Regions from separate parts of the Homo sapiens genome. Here region 1 is linked to region 2. A link is a loop called in an ENCODE intact Hi-C map of the cell type or tissue named here. Cell type or tissue: heart right ventricle. All regions are shown on one strand. Each heading gives the region's core, and the rest is flanking DNA. Links, peaks and the distances in the headings are about the cores only. Region 1 overlaps CPVL (carboxypeptidase vitellogenic like). Region 2 overlaps CPVL (carboxypeptidase vitellogenic like).

The links. Hi-C counts contacts between places; a loop is a spot of excess contacts. Peaks named below come from ENCODE experiments on the same cell type or tissue, not always from the same donor. Only the 100,000 strongest peaks of a DNase experiment are listed, where the experiment ranks them.
Region 1: a loop joins it to region 2, with 2.1 times the contacts of the local background. A loop is called at or near these places in 16 of 110 quality-filtered maps.

Annotation. Positions count from the first base shown.
Region 1 is chr7:29,031,001-29,041,636 of GRCh38, reverse strand. The region is part of intron 11 of CPVL (carboxypeptidase vitellogenic like); the gene reads left to right. Among named protein-coding and RNA genes, the nearest start is that of CPVL-AS1, 44 kb to the left of the region's middle. In heart right ventricle, for the core only: no CTCF peak of the experiment used is centred there; no DNase peak of the experiment used is centred there; H3K27ac peaks cover 302 bases.
Region 2 is chr7:29,085,905-29,096,540 of GRCh38, reverse strand. CPVL (carboxypeptidase vitellogenic like) reads left to right here. Exons shown (of 13, transcript NM_031311.5): 4 at 324-438; 5 at 1,399-1,457; 6 at 3,839-3,918; 7 at 9,991-10,057. Among named protein-coding and RNA genes, the nearest start is that of CPVL-AS1, 11 kb to the right of the region's middle. In heart right ventricle, for the core only: no CTCF peak of the experiment used is centred there; a DNase peak (open chromatin) is centred at 5,128; H3K4me3 peaks cover 2,355 bases; H3K27ac peaks cover 3,571 bases.

The sequences.
Region 1 (10,636 bases), core at 1,727-9,726, 55 kb after region 2:
TTGGGTTGTATGCAAATGTGTGTTTGTTAATTAAATATATTTAATGATGTGGAGAAAGAAAGAAATTGGCTCCTTGACCCACCTCCTAGTAGGGTAATAACTTTGTCAAGCACATTGCAGTCTTTGGAGATGACCCTTAGGTGTGACCTTGAAGCTGACCTTCTGACAGGCAGGGGTACATTCCTCCTCTGGAGAGATTTGTCTGTGGGAGTGGGTGAGCTTGCTCCTGGGACAGTCAGTTTATTAAAATTCAGTTATTGGGCCAGGCGCGGTGGCTCATGCCTGTAATCCCAGCACTTTGGGAGGCCAAGGCGGGTGGATCACTTGAGGTCCGGTGTTCAAGACCAGCCTGGGAAACATGGTGAAACCTTGTCTCTACCAAAAAATACAAAAATTAGCCAGGTGTAAACCCGGGAGGCAGAAGTCGCAGTGAGCCGAGATCGCACCACTGCACTCCAGCCTGGGTGACAGAGCAAGACCCTGTCTCAAAAAAAAAAAAAAAAAAAAAAATCCAGTTATTGATCATGGTCAGAGGAGATTCTTGAGAGGCAAGGGGATCAGAAAGCAGCCATGAGAGCAGACCCTGAAACAAGAAGCAGAGTAAAGGACTGACTAGAAGGGGCCCCAGGACTTTTATATTCAAGCAAGAGGACAAGAATTATTCTGGATCATTCTTAAAAGTCGTTTAAGTGTGCTGTTCTAGGTAGGGAGCTTTTTTCCAAAGATCATTGCATCAGAATGATGGCTTTCTGGATCCTTTTCAAGTTGGCTTTGTTGTTCCCCACTAAAAGCAGCAAAATAATTTAGAGTTAAGGTGCAAGAAAGCAGGAATAATTTTTTTTGGCCAAAAGACATTATTTATATAATCGCTGGACACTGACTCAAACTTGCTGTTCCACTTCCATTCTTCTTTATTCATCTTGACAAAACCAGCTGGTAGGGGGATGGGAGGCACATGGGGCTGTTTATTCTAAGTTCACTTACTCTCTTGTCTTCCCTTTTCCTTAAAACGTGAAAGCAAAATATGTCTCTTTTTAAGAACAACTTGGTTGCAGAAATGACTACTGTTTCATTCAATTTTTCTACCAGTCTTCTTCAAGCAGGCCTTGGGGACTCAGGCCTCCTGAGTATTACATCCCTAAGACTCTGCACAATTACCAGGAAGAAGTATGGCCAACAGTGAGAGTGATGGACAGCTGAGGTCAACGCATTATCCATGGACAGATAACAAGTCTGCCCCCAGTCAGGGACATTTCTTAAATGTTATACTCCTCAGCTGAATTAAAGTTTTCTTCTGCAGCTGAGCTTTTGGGAAACCCATGGGAATTATTGTTTGTTGAGCTGGATAATAGTGAAATTAATTCTTTTCTGCTTAGGGGGAAGGCACTGGTGGGACATGCTAATTGCTTCAGTCCAAAAGAACTCCTGGCCACATTAGAGTTTGTAATAGAAGAATGATAAGTAAAGCAGCCAGAAGAGGAAGTTTGGAGGGCTGATTTGCAGGAGTTTCATTGATTTAGCATCTGTAGGGAAAATTCCCTTAAAAAAGAATTTTTTTTTTGGATTAGTGAACAGGAGAACATTCAAAACTAAGACAGATAGAGGCCAACTGGGAATGCTGTGCAGCCTGGAATAGCTTAGGCTGCTGTTCAATCATTTCCCCAAACAGGAAACCACAGAATGTTAGAGATTAAGGTCACTAGATCATTGGGAAAAAAGCATAACTTTGTCTGCAAAGTATTATGATATATTGTAAATGGACCAGAATATAAGCATAAATCTTTCGTCTAAAAATGCAACAACAAAAATCCATCCTTCTCACAAAAGCACAATTTGCTTTCCTGTTGTGCTGAGATACCAAAGCCTCCTTCTCTGGTATTTCTGTAATTTTCCTAATAAGTAAGAGCTGTAAGCAGGGAATAAAGAGAAAAGTTTTGTGTTCTCTGTCAGTAACATGTGTGCTTTTTTTTTTTAACCACAACAAAAAATGGTTAAAGTTTAGAACAGTAAGTGGACCTCACATGATTTATTTTCAGTCTTAGCCTTTCATGCTAGCAACAATGAAAATAAACTAAAATGCACACTTATATACATTTCTGTCTCTAATCTCTCAGGCTGTATTAAAAGCACAGAGTTCTTTTTTCACCTCTGATTATCATCATGGCACTGCCTGACTTAAATTTTAAGTGAAAATCTGTGCTTATAGAGTGTGGAATCTTTCTAGGTGTCTGTAAACGTACTCTTCTGCAGGTATCTTTGGCTAAAATGGTTGCTTTATATCTGCCTTAAATTATTTACCCCTCAGAGGCATACTCTATTTAAAATAAGGGTTAATTCTCATCTGATTCTGTTCATTAGGTCTTTACTAGGAGAAGGTTTTCTTGCTGAGATAGTTAAACTCATGAATAAACTGCTGATTTATGTGCATCTAGAACCTGAAATTCAATTTATGATTTGAATTGTTAAAAGGACTAGCATTTTAGAAAGGTTTAAGTGAAACTGACTTTTCTTGGCCCCTCTTCTAAGGAAAACTTAAAGAATGAAAGCATAAATTTCCCTTTCCTTTTCTGAGTATTCACTGCTTTGAAAAGTTAAAAAAAAATCTGAAGCATTTGAAAGACAGGGGTCACAGCTTTCCATACCTGTTCCCATGGTACTTAGTCCTTAGTCTCTCCATAAACGTGTCTGTTGAATAGGCAGAGATCTCATATGAGTAAACTAAAAAACAAACAAAACACACTACATACACAAGTGAGCATGCCCTCTTCTCCAACTCAGACAAAAGGCCACTTCCCTTCCATTTCAGATGGAGGGAACACTTAACCACCTGCAAATCCAGGAAGGAAGTGAAATAAATGGATAGTGTTGGATTGAGACCTACTGATCTTTTTTACCCATGACAGAGGTATGGATACAGAGAATATTTTTCTCTTCTAAGAAAAACAGTAGCATAAGCATTGAATAAATGACAACCACCCTGTGCCTGTGTGTGTGAGGATACCAGGGCAGGGGTGGGGGTGTGCCTCAGGGTTACAGCTCCGCAAAGTGTTAGCTCATTGTGGCTGAGAGGAAATACAGGCCCAGCCTGGTCAGATCTCCGAATATTTAAATGCTGACTGTCTTAGTTCAGGCTGCTGTAACATAGTAACATAGACTAAGGGCTTAAAAACAAGAAAAAATTGTTTCTTACAGTTCTGGAAGCTGGAAATCTGAGATGAGATTACCAGCATGATCAGTTCTGGTGAGGATCTCCTGGGTTGCAGACTACTGACCTCTTTTTGTATCCTCACATGGTGGAAAGAGTAATAGAGAGCTCTCTGAGGTCTCTTTTGTAGGGGCACTAATTCCATTCATGAGGGCTCTGCTCTTATCCCCTAATCACCCTCCAAAGGCCCCATCTCCTAACACCATCACTTTGGCTGTTAGGTTTTCCACATTTGAGTTTTGGGAGGATACAAACATTTGGTCCATAACACTGGCATCTAAATGGAAAAACAGTTACAACAACACCATTTGGACTAACCAAATACATCTGCATGCTGAATGCAAGCCTCACACAGCCAACTTAAGACCTCTGCACTCCAGTATAGGAATTTATTTTTTAGTTTATCTTTGATAAAGAGCAATAAAAACATTGGTAAAACCTGCTCTTCAAGTTATAGGAAATCTTTAGGTTTGGTATCCTATTTGCCCTCCTGACAGCTGTGGGATGTAGCTATTTCCACTATTTAGAGGAGAAAATTAAAGCTCAGAGTGAGTAGATGACATATCCAAGATCACTCAGTGAGCACAGGTCTTGCGGGGCTGAGGCAGGGCCAGAGGTCAAGACTTCTGTCTGAAAGTGTCGGCTACTTTTATAAGCTTCTGCTGTTAGTTCTGTCCAGTCAGTGGCGTGCCTGGTGCAGTTATTTATGGAGTTCTAACTCCTCCATCCTAAGTCACAATTCTAATCCATAGGTAACATTTCATTTGGAAATTGTTGTACCGTTGTGTACTTTATCATGCTTCACATGCATCATGTTTCATAAATACTCCCGATTCATATGTGCTTTTCTTTTCTTTTCTTTTTTTTTTTTTTTTTTTTGAGATGGAGTCTCACTCTGTCACCCAGGCTGGAGTGCAGTGGTGCGATCGCAGCTCACTGCAAGCTCCGCCTCCCAGGTTCACTCCATTCTCCTGCCTCAGCCTCCCAAGTAGCTGGGACTACAGGCGCCCACCACCATGCCCGGCTAATTTTTTTTTTTTGTATTTATTTTAGTAGAGACGGGGTTTCACCGTGTTAGCCAGGATGGTCTCCATCTCCTGACCTTGTGATCCGCCCACCTCGGCCTCCCAAAGTGCTGGGATTATAGGTGTGAGCCACCACGCCTGGCCACTTTTCTTATACCCATTGTGCAGATGAAGAAACTGAGCTCTAGATGGGCTAACTCAATTAAGATAATACTGCCAGTTAGTGGCAGGGGTCAGATTCAAACCCAGCCATAGAGTTTATGCACATAACTATAAACATATATCCTTAATGTCAAAGAGTCACACTTTAGGTTTGCCACTTGCTTGTGGAATTACAAATATAGAATAAAGCACCTGTTCAATGTGTTCTTATGGAGGTTAGTGACCTTAGACAGTAGTGAGGCAATGTGGAAGAGCACTTAGAAGCACACAGTTTGGGCTCAGGTCGATCTGAACTTGAATTTCAGTCACCTGTTGGGGGATCATGGTACACTGACTTACCTCCTTACACCTCTGCCTCCTTGTGCCTAAAATGGGATAAATAACACCTGCCTTCTGAGAATGCTGTAAAATGCTTAGCACAGTTCCTGGAACATAATAAGAAAAACAACAAGAGAGTCTTATTATTACTCAAAAACTTCCTTTTAAAAGCCATAGTCTTTACCACACTTTTCTAGCATTTAAGTGTGGGGGAATTCCATGTGATTTTGAATTCCAGGCTTCAGAATTAGAAGTTCCTTTAAAAGAGTAATACATGAATTTATGGCTCTAACTTTCAAGAAAAGACTGAGATGCAGTGGCCAATGCATGCAAAATTAGTAGTCAAGGGTGTGTTATTATTTCGAGAGCTTGAATATATATAGAGTTCAGGTTTATCCTGGCTGGATTTCTTCCTACAGTCGGCCTTTTTCTGAAAGAGTGAGATTGACAACCAAGTATTTGACACAGAAAGACCATCCCTATATTCTGAAGGTTTATTTAGAAGAAGTGCTGTGTCGAGTCTCTCCAATCATTATCAGATGATCAACTTGCTTGAGAAGGAGGAGGACCTAATACTCACTGACCTCTTATTCTGTGTCAGGCACTGTGCTGGGAACTTTGTGTACATGGTCTCATTAGTTCTCGTTACAATTCTGTATAGTTCGTCGCATCCTCATGTCCAGAAAAGGGGCTGAAGCTCTTGGAAGTTCACCCACATGTCTACGAGTTCCAGTTATGGTGTGTTGGCATGCACTGCACTGGTCCGAAGGTGTATGAGTTTGGATTTCATGGTTTCAGTGACAGAAATAACTCTGCTTACTTGAAGCATGAATGGAATTGATTGGAAGACAGGATAGGTCTTAGAATTCATGGAAAAACTGAAGAAGTGGGGTGAAGAAAGAACAGCAGATTGGGGAAAATTCTAGGGATCTAGGAAGCAAAACTAATGAGTAGACTTATCAATGAACTCTGTGTCCTCTGCCCATGATTCCAATTCCAGGGAAAGAGCATTTGAGTGCCTTTACTTAGGTAATGTGCTTATCCTTTGCCAGAGGAGGCAGGACACTGTGATTGACAACTCCCACCAGGGCTGTATCCACTGAAGGTGTGGGTGACCCACAAAGTACAGTTTCCAGGAGAAGGGAGAGTGGACCTGGGCATGCAAAAGCAGCAGATGGTCACTATACAGCACCACATGAAACCATTAAAGAGCAGAATCCATACCCTGTAATTGTCCATCGGTTTTATGGGGTACCAGGCACTGTGCAAGGCCTGGGGATGTAGCACGCACTCGGGAGCTCCTGTTTTTAAGGCACTGCTGGTATTTCACAGCGGTTTAGCAAGGCCACTCCCCACCAACTGTGAGTAATGCCCTCACACACATCCTGTCCATAGAGCCAAAGTGAGAGGTGACTAAGAGATGTCACCAGGGCCAGACAAACAGAGCAAGATTGTTTCTGAACCGGAGATGTGAACTGTGTCTCATATGCAACTAACTCTCAGTTTCCAGCAGCTTTTGGTAGCACTAAATGGTTAGCTGCAGGGAGTCAATAAATGCTTGTTGGTTTGAAGGAACTTTAGCTCTTTTCTTAAGGAAAAATTTTAGGTAGAAGGGTGGAAGTCGGGATCTAGGACTCATTCTGTTGCCTCACAGTATCACAGTTTCCATAACAGTAAAGTGGAGGCGGACAGTGGAACACTTCTGTTCCTGACCTTGTGAAGCAGTACAAGAATAAAGCTCTATGCACATGAAAGCAGGTTGAAAAGCAAGAAAGAATTAATAATAATAAAGATGCTTTTCTCATCTCTGCCTTTTGACAAAGAGGAAGAAAAAGATGCTTGTGGTCCAAGTCACCAAATGCCGTCTCTTGGAAAGGCTTGAATTCTGGAATGAGTTTTTAAAGACTGTCTATGAATTAAAATTAAGCTTTTTACCTAGTTGTCATGAAAAAAAAAATGAGAGCTGGTATGGTAGTATTTGAATTCTTACAAATTATTTCTCCAAAAGACTCATCTTTTGCCAAACTGAGGTATCCAACCTCATAGCATTATTGTTCTTTTTTTTTTTTTTTTCCATTATAAAAGCATTCTAGGCTGGGTGCAGTGGCTCATGCCTGTAATCCCAGCACTTTAAGGAGGCAGGTAGATCACTTGAGCCCAGAAGTTTGAGAGCAGCCTTGGCAACATGGTGATACCCTGTCTCTACCAAAAATACGAAAAATAGCCAGTCTCATAACCTGGTCTCTAAATTAATTAATTAATTAAACTTTTTAAAGAATTATTTTGTAAAAAACGATGAGAACACATGGACACATGGGGGGAACAACACATACTGGGGCCTGTCAGGAGGGTGCAGGGGGAGGGAGGTAATGGATGCTGGGCTTAATACCTAGGTGATGAGATGATCTGTACAGCAAACCACCATGGCACACATTGACCTATGTAACAAACCTGCACATATACCCCTGAACTTAAAAGTTGAAGAAAAATAAATCAATAAATAAAAAGCATTCTATGGCCAGGTGCGGTGGATCATACCTGTAATCCCAGCATTTTGGGAAGGAAGCTGAGGTGGGCAGATTGCTTGAGCCCAGGAGTTCAAGACCAGCCTGGGCAACATGGCGAAACCCCGTCTCTACAAAATATACAAAAAAATTAGCTGGGTGTAGTGGCATGCACCTGTAGTCCCAGCTACTCGGGAGGCTGAGATGGGAGGATGGCTTGAGTCCAGCAGTTGGAGGTTGCAGTGAGCCAAGATTGTGCCATTGCACTCCAGCTTAGGGGAACATAGTGAGACTGTCTCTTAAAAAAAATTTAAAAAAAGGATTGTAACCACATTTGCCAAAAACAAAACAAAACAGAAACCTAGAAGATAGCCAATCTAAAATAAATCAACCATAGCTCAAATAACTGTATTTTGATTTGTTCTTTCCCCAGGTTTGAAGCATTTTTAAATATGTGATAATTAGAGTACAAACAAGTGAAGTCTCAGTTTTTCATTGATTTTTTTCATAAGATAAGCATTTTTCTGTGACATTGCATAACCATCAGTTTCACTAAGCTAAGCAGCCAGCCCTCTAAGGAGTAAAAGAAGTCTCTAAAAGCAGTGGCTTTGCTCCCTTACCAGAGGCCTACAGCTGACCAGAAAGGAAAGTGAGGAAATGCATGTTCAGGGCACTGCCTAGTACGTCGCTGGAGACCAACTCCAACCAGCTCTTTCCTTGTTCCTTGTTTTGTTCCAATCACTATTGACAAGGGAAGTGTAGCTAAAAGCTGCATTCATCTCTGTCTCCTCCCTTCTGTCTTTAGACCTTGTTGCTTAAAATACCAGCAAGCCTTAGGGGTAAGTTTGCTCCAGAGTGTCCCAGTTTTAGCACTGCATGTCTTGCTGGGCAACTCCTGTCCAGGGCAAACTGGGACAGTTGGTCACCCTACCGGGGGAGAAGTGGGATGAGTGTGTAGACATATTTGGCCAACCTGTCCTTGTCAGAGCTAAGTTCCTCCCTGGAACTTTTCTATCAGGATGTGGGTAGCCAGCGTGTGCCCTTGGGCTTCAGGACCACCCCTATGCCGTGCCCACCTGCTTCTCATGCTCAGCCACTGGGTCCTAGGCTATCTCATCCACTCACCCAGCCTAGAGGCACCTAACTGGGATATTCCTATAGGGGCTCATGAGAGTAAATGTGACATTTAGGTGCAAATAAGAGCTCTGGAATTCTTATATTTAATGCTGGCCTGCCTTTGAAATCACTTCTCATGATCGTTATTCTGATTTCTTTTTTGTTGCATTTGACTTATGTGCCCTTCAGAAATACAAAATGGTTTCCTTGCTTTGCAAAGGAAGGATTTCCATTTGTACCCAAAAGTAGACCTTCTACACATTGCCTGTGCGAGATTGTGCAATTCAGCTCTTTGCTGTTTCTTGGTCCAGAGAGTTGGTGCTCTTGTTATGATAAGTCTTGACTAACAAGATAAGTCTTGACTAACAACTCAGGGATGGTCCTCATTCCATGTCAGTTCAACATGTAATATAATGCTGTACATATAAATGTGTTTTTGCTGTAACATGGGGACTTTGCTATTGTCCCTTAAGGATGAAAAAAACATCACATTGATTTCAAAATATAGTAATGATTGTCAGTAAAGAAAGCTGTGGGAGACACATGAGAGATGCAAGCTGCCTGTAGTGGCCATGGAGAGTAAAATTAAATGGATGCACTATGAATTTGCTGATTGATCAGCATCTTTTACACTGAATTCTAGAAGAAGAATCACTTTATGCTTGATGATCTTTGCTAATCAGCTATAATCAGGTCTTCGTAGAATGGTGAAGTAATTAAGTCTTGTTCACTGGTACTAATCATATATAATTGTTTCCATACTGTTGGCCAAAACAACTATAGGAGGTTTTGCAGAGGCCATGAGTACTCAAGGTCTTTGAGGTAATTTCTCTATATAAACAATGCAAATATTTTATTACTGGAGTTCAGTTGAATTTTTTTAACAGGCTTTAAATCTATCAGGATTTTCCTGTGGGTTTCTTCTTAGGAGAGTGGGGGTGGTGATGGTGACTGAGTAACATGAAAGGCCCCGTGTTCCTGCAGTGGGGGCCCAGGGCTCTTTCATCTTAGTCTGACTGCTGTCCCACTGCTGCTTGAGGATTTGGAGTGTGTAAAAGTCCTGGGCTTTTTAATTATGTTTGAGCCTTTTAAGAACCCGCACCGTAAAGGGAAAGACGGAAACTTATGCAGTGAAATATTTTATATCCAATTTGAGGATTCAACCAAAGGTCTCCACTCGGGCCAAATCAGAGCCTTCAAATAGATCAAAAGTAGCATGGAGTTGAGGCCGACCTCTTTGTTGGAGGTGGAGTGGCAATACTTTATGATAATTAATATGTTAGTTGCATAAAAGTAGCGTAAGAGTAGAAAAAAAGGAGAGTATATTACTCAGATTTCCACCATCTAAATATTAACATTTTTCAAACTTTGTATTCCATATATGTGAATATGTACATTGATTTTTATAGTTATAGTTGTGATATACATTATACTTGACTTTCTGCTTTCATACTTAACATTATGTGATAAGTATTTCCCACATTGCATCATGGTTCAATGAAACATTTTAAATGGTCTTATAATATCCTATAGAATTCTTATACTGTTGTGCATTTACCTACTCAATTATAGGACTTCTGGATTGTGTTTGAGTTTTTCATTATAAGACTCAATGAATATATATAATTTTTTAAAATTTCTTTGGACCTGTTTTCCTAGAATATATTCTACAAGTTGAAATTACTGGGACAAGGAATTTCAACATTTTTAAGTTTGGGGGCAGAAAATTGGCTACTGATTTTCTGAAAAGAAGAGCCATTTTATACTGTCCCCATTAGTTCTACAACTTTATCAGAATTGGGAATTATCTGAATTATTTTTTCAAGCAAATTGAAAATTGCTTTAGGATTAATGAAAAGAGTTACCTCAGTGTTGTTTTTCCTATGATAAACATCAGTTTGACACATACAAAAAATTGTATTCTAGGAAGAAAGAACATTCCTCACTGTTGACAAGCAGCTATCATATTTTTAAAAAGGAAGTTTTGCAAGTGGCATGGCAGGCATAGTTGCTTCCAATAAGAAACAAATTTGAGGCACCTGAATCTCTCTGTCTGCTGCTGCAAAAAAATTATACTTGCTACTGAAATCAATGTAGGAGAGGAGAGCAATATGGATTAGCAATACCCAAGAGAAAGCTCAGCTTGCCAGCGACTGCACTGCCTGAAGTTGAAGTTAATGAAATGCAGGCTTCATGAAAATCCTAGGGGGTAGTATTCCTTAGTTCCACTAAAATGTAACCACAGTCTTCCTTCTTAACATAGCCATAAGTCCAAGTAAAACCTGTATATATGTATCACTGAGTAA
Region 2 (10,636 bases), core at 1,727-9,726:
CCATGCCCCAGGCAGTATGCTAGATGTCTGGCAGCATGCACAAGCCAAGCATCTACATTTAAGGAGCTTTCTGTCTCTTGTTGGGAAAAGACTTGACTGCATGATAAGAAGACACCAGCATATGAGGCACAGCCTCATTCAAAGAACCAAAGATGATCAGTACTTTGCTCATAGTGGAGAGTGGTTACTGAGGTCTGGGGAGGTTTTGTAGGATTTAGTCACAGCCCTGTAACACAGAGAGGATTTGGGTAAGTTTGCTTGTGTGTGTTCTGTAGCCTTAAGTGAGTGTTCTGTGTGGTCACTGGTTTTACTGTTTCCTCTAGATACAGCCAGAAGATGCCCCAGTAGTTCTCTGGCTACAGGGTGGGCCGGGAGGTTCATCCATGTTTGGACTCTTTGTGGAACATGGGCCTTATGTTGTCACAAGTAACATGACCTGTAAGTATCCCTTGCACTGTATTTCCTATAGAATCTTTCATCTGAGCCTCATACCTGCTCCAAAACTAATTTAGAGTAAACACTGAACCACTATGAATAGCTTAACCGTTCCAGATTATCAAAACACAACTTTCTGGCAATATCCATCCGAGAAGGAGGAGCCTCGGGGTGAGTGTCCTGACTGGGCTGCTTTCTCCCTTGAAATTTGGGTGAAAAGTTCTAATCCGCTTTCTTGCAGTCTGCTGCTGACTCAAGCATTCTGGGTTTGCAAAACAGTTGGTATTTATTACTATTTGGGACAGCTCTTTGCAGTGGACTAATGGGTGGAATTATATTCTTAATTACTCACATGAACTAAACACTTTATGGTTCAGTCACACTCATTATCTGATAACTTGGAAGCAAGACGCTATTCCCGGTGGGGGCTGAGGCGGAGGAAGGATAAAGAAAGAGCAACATCTGGCTGTCACTAAGTTTACCTTCATCTCATTTTGTTTTTTTTTTTTTTTAATTTTGTTTACTTCCCCTGGGTCAGAATTTGGAGTGTGAGCCAGTTTGTGACTCAGTATAAAGGCTTATGTGCCAGTTTTGTTGAAGTAGTTCTGTTCAAGAGATGGAGCATTAAGGATGATTGATTTAATTGGACATATGGATATTATTGCAGAGGTGGTTGGTGGGTGTTTTTTCATGAACCAGCTTTGTTCCAAGCTTTTGCTGGGTTTTGTTTCCAAGCTTTATCTCAGGTGTAGAAACACTCTGGGCTGGGGGAAAGTAAAGGAGAGGAGTGGGGAGGGTAAAGGTGCAGGTGCCTGTTCCCCACCATGAGAGTGTGCAGCACTGTTAGAGGGTACGCCAACAGCTCATGAGGACCGTGGGGTGTGTTGGGCTTCTGACCACCATGAGGCCTCGGTGGAATGCTTGTCCACGACTCTATCTCACCCCTCTTCTTTGTTTTCACAGTGCGTGACAGAGACTTCCCCTGGACCACAACGCTCTCCATGCTTTACATTGACAATCCAGTAAGTCCGGGATGACCCTGTGAGCTGTCAGTGCTGGCGTCTCCTGTCTTTTATTTTTTCCTTTTTATTAAGTACATTTAAAAAATAGATTTCGTTTTTCCTTTTGAAAATAGAATTTAATCTGTAAAATTAAAACCATTTTGAGATTTAGTTTTTCTGTTAACATGTATAATCATATCGGAGTTTGGCAATTTTCCTTGCTGCCTTCTCTCATTTCCTCATTTTTTTTTTTTCTATTGAGATGGAGTCTCGCTCTGTCGCCCAGGCTGGCAGCTCACTGCAACCTCCGCCTCCCCGGTTCAACCTGGTTCTCCTGCCTCAGCCTCCCAAGTAGCTGGGATTACAGGCGTGTGCCACCACACCTGGCTGATTTTTGTATTTTTAGTAGAGATGGGAGCGTGGGGTGGGGGGTGTTCACCATGTTAGCCAGTCTGGTCTCAAACTCCTGACCTTAGGTGATCCACCTGCCTTGGCCTCCCAAAATGATAGGATTACAGGTGTGAGCCACCACGCCTGGCCCATTTCCTTATTTTTAATCCTATGAGATGTCCTGTTCACTGAATTAGGTAACCCAGGAGGAGGAATTCATTTCTTTTCACTAACAGTTTGGGTTCCTTATATCACAGGTTATTATATAGTGTCAGAACTTGTAATCTTTCACAATCGTCTAATCTTTCACATAGAGTTATAGATATAAAAAGTCAAAATGGGTCTCCACTTTTTTTTTTTAATTTTTATTTTTTTGAGATGAATCTCACTCTGTCACCCAGACTGGAGTGCAGTTGCACCATCTCAGCTCACTGCAACCTCCACTTCCCAGGTTGAAGCAATTCTCCTGCCTCAGCCTCCTGAATAGCTGGGATTACAGACTTGCGCCACCATGCCTGGCTAACTTTTGTATTTTTAGTAGAGATGGGATTTCACCATGTTGGCCAGGCTGGTCTTGAACTCCTGACCTCAAGTGATCCGCCCACCTCAGCCTCCCAAAGTGCTGGGATTATAGGCATGAGCTACTGCTCTTGGCCTCCTTCACTTGTTAAGACAAGCAACATGCTTCATCTCTGGACAAAAAGTGATACTCTCCTTGGGGAGGTCTTCTGATATTGGTTCTATTAAGGTGCAAAATAGGAGAGAAACTTAGGGTCAGCTTCTACAGATTTGGAGTATCTTTGCCCTCTTAACTAAAATCTTTAACTTCTCTCACTTTTCAGATGGTCCAAAAGAACACAAATAAAAGCGGAAAAAAATGTCAACATGCTCTTTCCCCCACCTTGTTTTGTCAGCCTTCCATTTTCCTCATCCATAACTGTGTATTTAAGTAAAAGATGAATTAAACATCCTTGGGTGTTTGGAAAACAAAAACACAAAAATCTTTATACCAGATAGGGAGTGCATTCCTTATGCAAATTGTTGACATAAAAATAGTAGCTTCTTCTTTTGAATTTGCAGTTCAGTTTCTTTTGAATTTGCAGTTCAGTTGTCTGTGAACTTCTAGGTTCTAATAAGAAAATATTAGTTTAAAATTAGTCTTAATTATGTTAAAACTCCTTACCTACTGAAGATGAAATGGCTTAATGGCCATATTTCTTGCAAATAAAGACAAGAAGGGGGAGGAGGAGGAGGAAGAAGAAGAAGAGGAAGACAATGTACAACTACCTTTTTCTTCAGCCTAAAGAGTTTCTTTCTTTTTTTTTTTTTTTTTTTTTGGAGACGGAGTCTCGCTTGGTCACCCAGGCTGGAATGCAGTGGCATGATCTCAGCTCACTGCAATCTCCGCCTCCTGGGCTCAGGTGATTCTTATGCCTCAGCCTCCTGAGTAGCTGGGATTACAGGTGCCCGCCATCATGCCCGGCTAATTTTCGTATTTTTAGTAGAAACGGGGTTTCGCCAGGCTGGTCTCAAACTCCTGACCTCAGGTGTTCCGCCCGCCTCAGCCTCCCAAAGTGCTGGGATTACAGAAGTGAGCCACTGCGCCAACCAAGAGTTTCTTCTTGGCAGGACAGAGCCATGCACTCTCCAGGTTTCAGAGAGGAGACAACTTTGGATCTTTTGATACTGTAGCAGGGGATGGAAAAGATGAATCCTTCTTCCTTAAATCAACATCTGGCAGGGTCTCCACTGAGGCACAGGACAGCTCAGCCACTGACCCCAGGGCAAAGCTCTGTGTTGCTGTTTTATTTGGGCTTTAGGGGGTGGAGAGAATAGGTGGCACCTAGCATCCTCCTGGGAGGAGGGCTAAAGGCATAGGGGGGCAACGGCAAAAATCTGAAGTCTGAGCTTGGCCTTTGGAACAAGGTCACCTTCCAGTGTGGGACCTCTCTGCAGGTCCCTAAGGCATGTGTTTCTCTGTGTTTATACCTGCGTGTTTATTTCTCCTGCAGGTGGGCACAGGCTTCAGTTTTACTGATGATACCCACGGATATGCAGTCAATGAGGACGATGTAGCACGGGATTTATACAGGTAAAATGCTCCTGCTTTCTCTTGGCTTTCCTAAGACCAAACATTTTTCTATCTCAATAGGAAAATTATTCTAGTGTTGGAATTTTTATTGACTGAGCCTTATAGTCCAATTCCTGAAGATAATTTAAGGATATTTTCACATCCACACACACAGAGCAGAATTTTTCAATTAAAGATTATTTTTTAAACCTTTCAACCAGACATCTGAAAGGTTTCTACTTGTTTTCCAAATTTGTATTTAACTTTGCATTTGCAGGGAGACAACATCTTTTCAGATATTTGTTTGTTTCTCAGGATTCTTCTTTTCGTGGCTTTTGGATGCAATTTTTTACTTTTTGCTTCTATTTCATGACTTTTCCAGGCTGAAAACTTAGCTTGTTAGTCTCTAGTATTCTCTCTTCTTCTTATGAAAGTTTTGTTTTGCTTAAAAAAAAAAAAAAAAGGAAAAATGTAAAGTTGTAAGTCTGGCCAAACAGTGTCCATATAATTTCTCCCTTTTTTCACTCATATTAATCATTGCTATTTTTAGCATTTTTAAAAAAAAGCAAGTGACCTTTCTTATTTGGTCAGATTTTTCCAGTCTACAAATTATTACTAGAGACCAAGTCCTAGATTCTTTCTGGTCACTAGGGCACCGCTTTATGTATTATAATAATTTACTAAAAGAACCCTAGTGGCCAGAAGGAGTTAACTAGCTCCCTACCCCACACCTCCACCAAGCACTCTGTTAATTACTACCAATCCTCAAAGCGAAAGTGCATCTAATAGGAGTCAGAGTTTGCTGATCTCTGACAAAAGCTTTCCGTTTTACTTTTCTTTCTCTCTGAGGCAGATAGGTGGCCGGGGGGAGAGAAGAAAGAACTACTTCCAAGCCCCTTTCCCAAAGATCTCTCCCTCTGCCCACCCAGAAAAGAATATGGCTGTTGTCTTCTCCACTTTTGTTTGTTTTTCACATGTTCCATGATTCGATCACTTCTATTCAGTTTCTAGGGGGATGCCCAGGGCCCCACACTTCTGCTTCCACATACAGTGGGGTCCTAGGGACATATTTGCCAAGATGCTGACGGGGTGTTCCCCCCAGCACCTCCTCCCCTTCCCTCCACAGACGTAACGGACGGCAGTCCTCCTCACAGGCTTCTTCAGAGCCAGGGCCAGGGCTCTCTTGGCACTGTGTGCTCTCTTTCTTCAGATTAGAAACCTACTCCCCGCCCCCACCTCCCATCCCTCTTTGGTTTAAATCCAAACAAGCTCAGTGGTTAACTAGCAAACACCCTGAGGGCAGAGGTTCTGTATTGAAGAGATGCATCGGGCCCCCTCTAAGACAGAGCATCACTGCCAAGCCGTTTCTGTCTTTCCTTCCCCTCCCCCAAAGACAGTTACAGCTTCCAGTTGCCCCTCCATATGGGGATGTCGACTGCTGACATGTGGTCCATCTCCTCTTTCCTGACATGTAAAGGGAACCTATTTCAAAGCATCTATTGTTTATAGCTGTTGTAGTTCTTTTTGCTTCGGGCTCTTAGAACTGGAAAATAGCTAATCAAGGGTGGTGCAGAAAACTGATTTCAGCTGTTTCCTTTATAGTTTACACTATTCATTTCCCTTTGTGACCACATTCTTCTCTCCAGCTCTCCAGATGGGTGTTTGGAATAAGAGGGTCGCTTCAAAACCTGCAAATGGGCTACTACAGGTTTAAAGAGTGGAGCTTTCATTTTCTCCCTTTGAAAACCAACTTTCTTTTTTCAGAAAATCTCATTCTTTTTGACTATTAATAGTGCATGGCTGTAAGGAGACATTTACCGTTCACAGTTTTGCTGCTTTTGTGTTTGGAAATAAAACTTTTTCACGAACAAGATGTTAAAATACTCTCCCACTTTTCTTATTTGGAATATGCTATTTAGTCACAATGCCTCTCTGGTTTAAAACAAATTATGAAATGTATTAACTTTGATTTGGAGTACACTAGCTGGTGCCAATCTCCTTCTGCCATTGTTTACCAATTGCCTATTATGTGCCAGCTGCTGTTCTTGGTGCTGGTGAGACAGTAGTAAGCAGTCCTCAAACCCCCTGCCCTCCTGGTGCTCAGTCTAGTGGTGGACCTATAGTTATTTTCTTAGCAGCCAAATGGAAGTGCTGCTATAGTTTTCTCCTACATGTTGGTTTGCAATGGGAAATGATATGTAGTGTTGCTAAACAAAGCTTCATAGCAATGCAGCTAGGAAGCAGGCTTCCTATATTAAATGAGAAAACTCTGTGTCCTGTGCCAGGTGGAGAGGATCATGGCTCAGCCTTGCTAGATGTAGAGTGAATGCAGAAGAGGCTCCCTTCACGGGTTCCAACAGAGCAGCACTGCCAGGATTCCTGTTGCTGAGCTTGTATCGGTCCAGTGCAAGGCAGATGAGCCCCAAAGTGGGGCTTAGCCTGTGAGGGGTTTTGGATTTGCCCAGGAAAGAATTCAAGGGTGGCCAGGTGTGGTGGCTCACACCTGTAATCCCAGCACTTTGGGAGGCCGAGGCAGGCAGATCACCTGAGGTCAGGAGTTCCAGACCAGCCTGACCAACATGGAGAAACCCCATCTCTACTAAAAATAGAAAAATTAGCTGGGCTTGGTGGTGCATGCCTGTAATCCCAGCTACTTGGGAGGCTGAGGCAGGAGAATCACTTGAACCTGGGAGGCAGAGGTTGTGGTGAGCCGAGATCACACCACTGCACTGCAGCCTGGGCAACAAGAGCGAAACTCCATCTCAATTAAAAAAAAAAAAAAAGAATTCAATGGTGAGATGGAGGTAGAAGAAAATAGCTTTATTGAAGGGGCAGTGTTACAACTCCGTGTCTGCTCCTGCAGGGCTACTGCCTAGTCCGAGTAGCAGCTTAGGGCAATTTTGCAGTTGTATTTAAACCCACTTTTAATTACATGCAGATTAAGGGTTGGTTCATGCAGAATTTTCTAGGGAATGGATGGTAGCTTTTGAGTCTTTGGGTCATTGCCATGGAAAGGGGTGGTAACGCCTGGGTGTTGCCATCACAATGGTAAACTGACATGGCCCACTGATAGGCATGTCTTATGGAAAGCTGCTTCCGCCCAGGCCCTGTCTTAGCTAGTCCTCAATTTGATCCAGTGTCCAAGCCCTACCTTTGTAGTTGAGTCCCACCTCTTACCTCAAGTCCACTGCCAGTGACTGTAGGTACACTTTGCTTGGCTTTTTTGGCATGGAACTTTTGCTTAGATTATCTGAAACTCGATTATCCTGAATGTTGCTTGTGTTTATGATTATGCTTCTGACTCTATTAGAACTGACCAGATTCCAGTGCTGTCTTTGGGTCTACAATGCATGATCATGTCCACTCACCTTTTCTGCCCTGCATCCACCCAATCTCTGTTTAAAAACTTATCTGAGGAATAATTTTCTCCTAGTCATTCTTCCTTGCAATCTGTTTCTCTTTTTGGTCCTTTAAGGTACCTTTCTGCGAGCAGAGAGCCCTTAACTAAAATTCTGTTTATGAGACAAGTCCTTAGCACAATGCCAGCAAGGTGGCCAAATGGAATCACCAAGAAGAAGCATGCTTCTTGTGCCATGTAGCTCTTGTACCTGAATAAATGCATGGAGTGTGCACTTGTGAACACACATGCTTATGTATTATTATTATTATTGAGACGGAGTCTCACTATGTCGCCAGGCTGGAGTGCAGTGGCGTGATCTCGGCTCACTGCCACCTCTGCCTCCCAGGTTCAAGCAATTCTCCTGCCTCAGCCTCCTGAGTAGCTGGGACTACAGGCGCCCACCACCACACCCAGATAATTTTTGTATTTTTAGTAGAAACGGGGTTTCACCACGTTGGCCAGAATGGTCTCAATCTCTTGACCTCGTGATCTGCCCGCCTCGGCCTCCCACAGGTGTGAGCCACCGCGCCCGGCCACTTATGTATTATATATATGTTTAGCAGATCTGCTTCTAAAATTTGTAATTTCATGTGGGCTTGATTCTAGATTCTATTTTCTAGAAAATGCTCACCATGTAATAAGAAGAGTTCTTGACTAAAATACAGTTAAATGAGCAAATGGCATATGTAAATCTAATTTACTAAATTTACTTTTTTCATTCTTCACTCTCTTTTAAGAAACAGGAGTGCTACCACGCTACTAAGTGCTTGCTTAAAAAAAAATAGCCAGTTTTTTGGCTGTGAAATAAAAACTGAAATTGAAACTCGATGATAACTTCCTCAAGTGGAACTTGAGCTGGAGAATCCTGCCATTTTCGAGATAGAAGTAACCTGGGAGATTATCTCTGACCAAGATTATCAGATAAAACACAAAATACCCAGTTAAATTTGAATTTCAGGTAAACAACAAATAAAATTTTAATGTAAGTATATTCCATGCAATATTTGGGACATACTTATACTAAGCCATTATTTGTTATCTGAAATTCAAAATTAAGCCATGTCTTATGTTTTCATTTGCTAAATCCAGCAACCCTAATGACTCTCCAGCAAATACTACAAGGAAATAAGCTTTAAGCTAAAGCCAAAGGCTTAATTGAGATTTACTATGCTAAATTATCTCCTGCCATTCCAACAAGCAGGAAGAGAGAAAAGGAAGTAGATTTTAGCCTGAAGGTTGGAGAGGGAAGGGTGGAGAATGAATGCCTATTTTTATCTGCACTCTAAAGCCAGCTTATTGCCAGCACAAACATAGAAGCTATAAAATGCAGCTTCTCAGATTTAGTTGCTACAAAGGCCACTATAAATAATGAATACAGAAATACACCGAAACTCTACAGTAGTGTTTCATGGTGAATTTTTATGCAGCCTTTGAAAATTAAATATAGCTAGGATCATGGTGATTGTAATGACCCAATTTTGCCTCTTTGTAACCCTTGAACTTCGCCATCCTCCTGGGTTTTCAGAGCCTCCTTGCCTTTCATCTTCCTGGATGGTTCATGGCTTTTAGTCTCTCAGCAGGAAACTGGGCCAACAACCTCCCCTAGCTTCGCAGGCACTGCAGTCTGGGTCAAAACACTCATAGAGCTACTGAGTTTCACAAGTTTTTGTTTTCCTTTTTTTGAAATATTTTGTTCAGGTAAAGAATCATTTAAAAATCCACTGTCTTCTTGCTTATTATGAAATCACTCCTTGAGTCTGTTAAAATCTATTTCATCACTGAAGTGGCTATTGGCATTCTTTTTTTTTTTTTTTTTTTTTGAGACAGAGTCTTACTCTGTTGCCCAGGCTGGAGTGCAATGGCGCAATCTCAGCTCACTGCAACCTCAGCCTCCCTGGTTGAAGTGATTCTTCTGTCTCAGCCTCCTGAGTAGCTGGGACTACAGGCGCGCACCACCATGCCTGGCTAATTTTTGTATTTTTAGTAGAGATGGGGTTTCACTATGTTGGCTAGGCTGGTCTCGAACTCCTGACCTCGTTATCCGCCCACCTTAGCCTCCCAAAGTCCTGGTATTATAGGCATGAGCCACCGCCCTGGCCGGCTGTTAGCATTCTTTAGTAAATGTGTTTTTCTTTTTTTTAGCCCAGAGCCTACTGTACATTTATTTCAATATCTGTGACCATTTGCTGTTTTTCTTTTAAATTATAGTCATCTTACAGTTTTTCTGTTCTTTGGTTATTAAAATGTGGCATTCTTGGAGCTCCATCAGAAATGTTCAGAGTCCCCCACAGTGGGGGTTGGTAAGCAACTAAGACTTCCCTTACTTCACCACAAACCCGGGCTAATGGGATCATAAAGTTTGCAGAACTACCTCCAAGAATTGCTACGTAACATGTGAAACCTGTATTATTTGCTCAAGGTGCCCTCAACAGTTAGATGATCCAAACTGGTATATCAGTAATTTGGAAACATGCCCAGAGTATTGATGTCCACTTGTCCAAACTTCTTATTATCACAAAGTAAGCCCACATGTATTGTGTAAATAAAATGTCCTACAGGAGCTCATAGCAGAGTGGTATCTTATTTCAAGTGTGAAACCTATTGCCAAAGAGTTAGATTTGATATCCTAGCATGAAGAGATCCTGAATCATTTTTCTGATTAATTTGTGTTGTTCTTGTTCTTCTTTTTGCAGTGCACTAATTCAGTTTTTCCAGATATTTCCTGAATATAAAAATAATGACTTTTATGTCACTGGGGAGGTAAGTAGAAGTCACGTTTCCTTGTGTGCTTCAAACATCACCAGAACTGACATATATTATGAGTGTAGTTTGTTCATTTAAAATCTATATATGTATATACATGTACACATACATATCAATATTGATTCAGCCTTTATTCAAAATTCTCCCAATTATCAAAATGCCCTTCATATATATATATATTTTTTTTTAGTTGGAGTTTTGCTCTTGTTGCCAAGGGCTGGAGTGCAGTGGCGTGATCTCGGCTCACTGCAACCTGCGCCTCCTGGGTTCAAGCAATTCTCCTGCCTCAGCCTCCTGAGTAGCTGAGATTACAGGCGCCTGCCACCATGCACGGCTAATTTTTGTATTTTTAGTAGAGATGGGGTTTCACCATGTTGGCCAGGCTGGTCTTGAACTCCTGACCTCATGATCTGCCCGCCTCGGCCTCCCAAAGTGCTGGGATTACAGGCATGAGCCACCATGCCCAGCCCTTTCATAACATTTTTTAAATCCCAGGGCCCAATGCATGCTCACATATTACCATGGGTGCACTAGGTAGGCTCAGTCATCTGCCTTGTTTGTTGTCCTCATCATTCA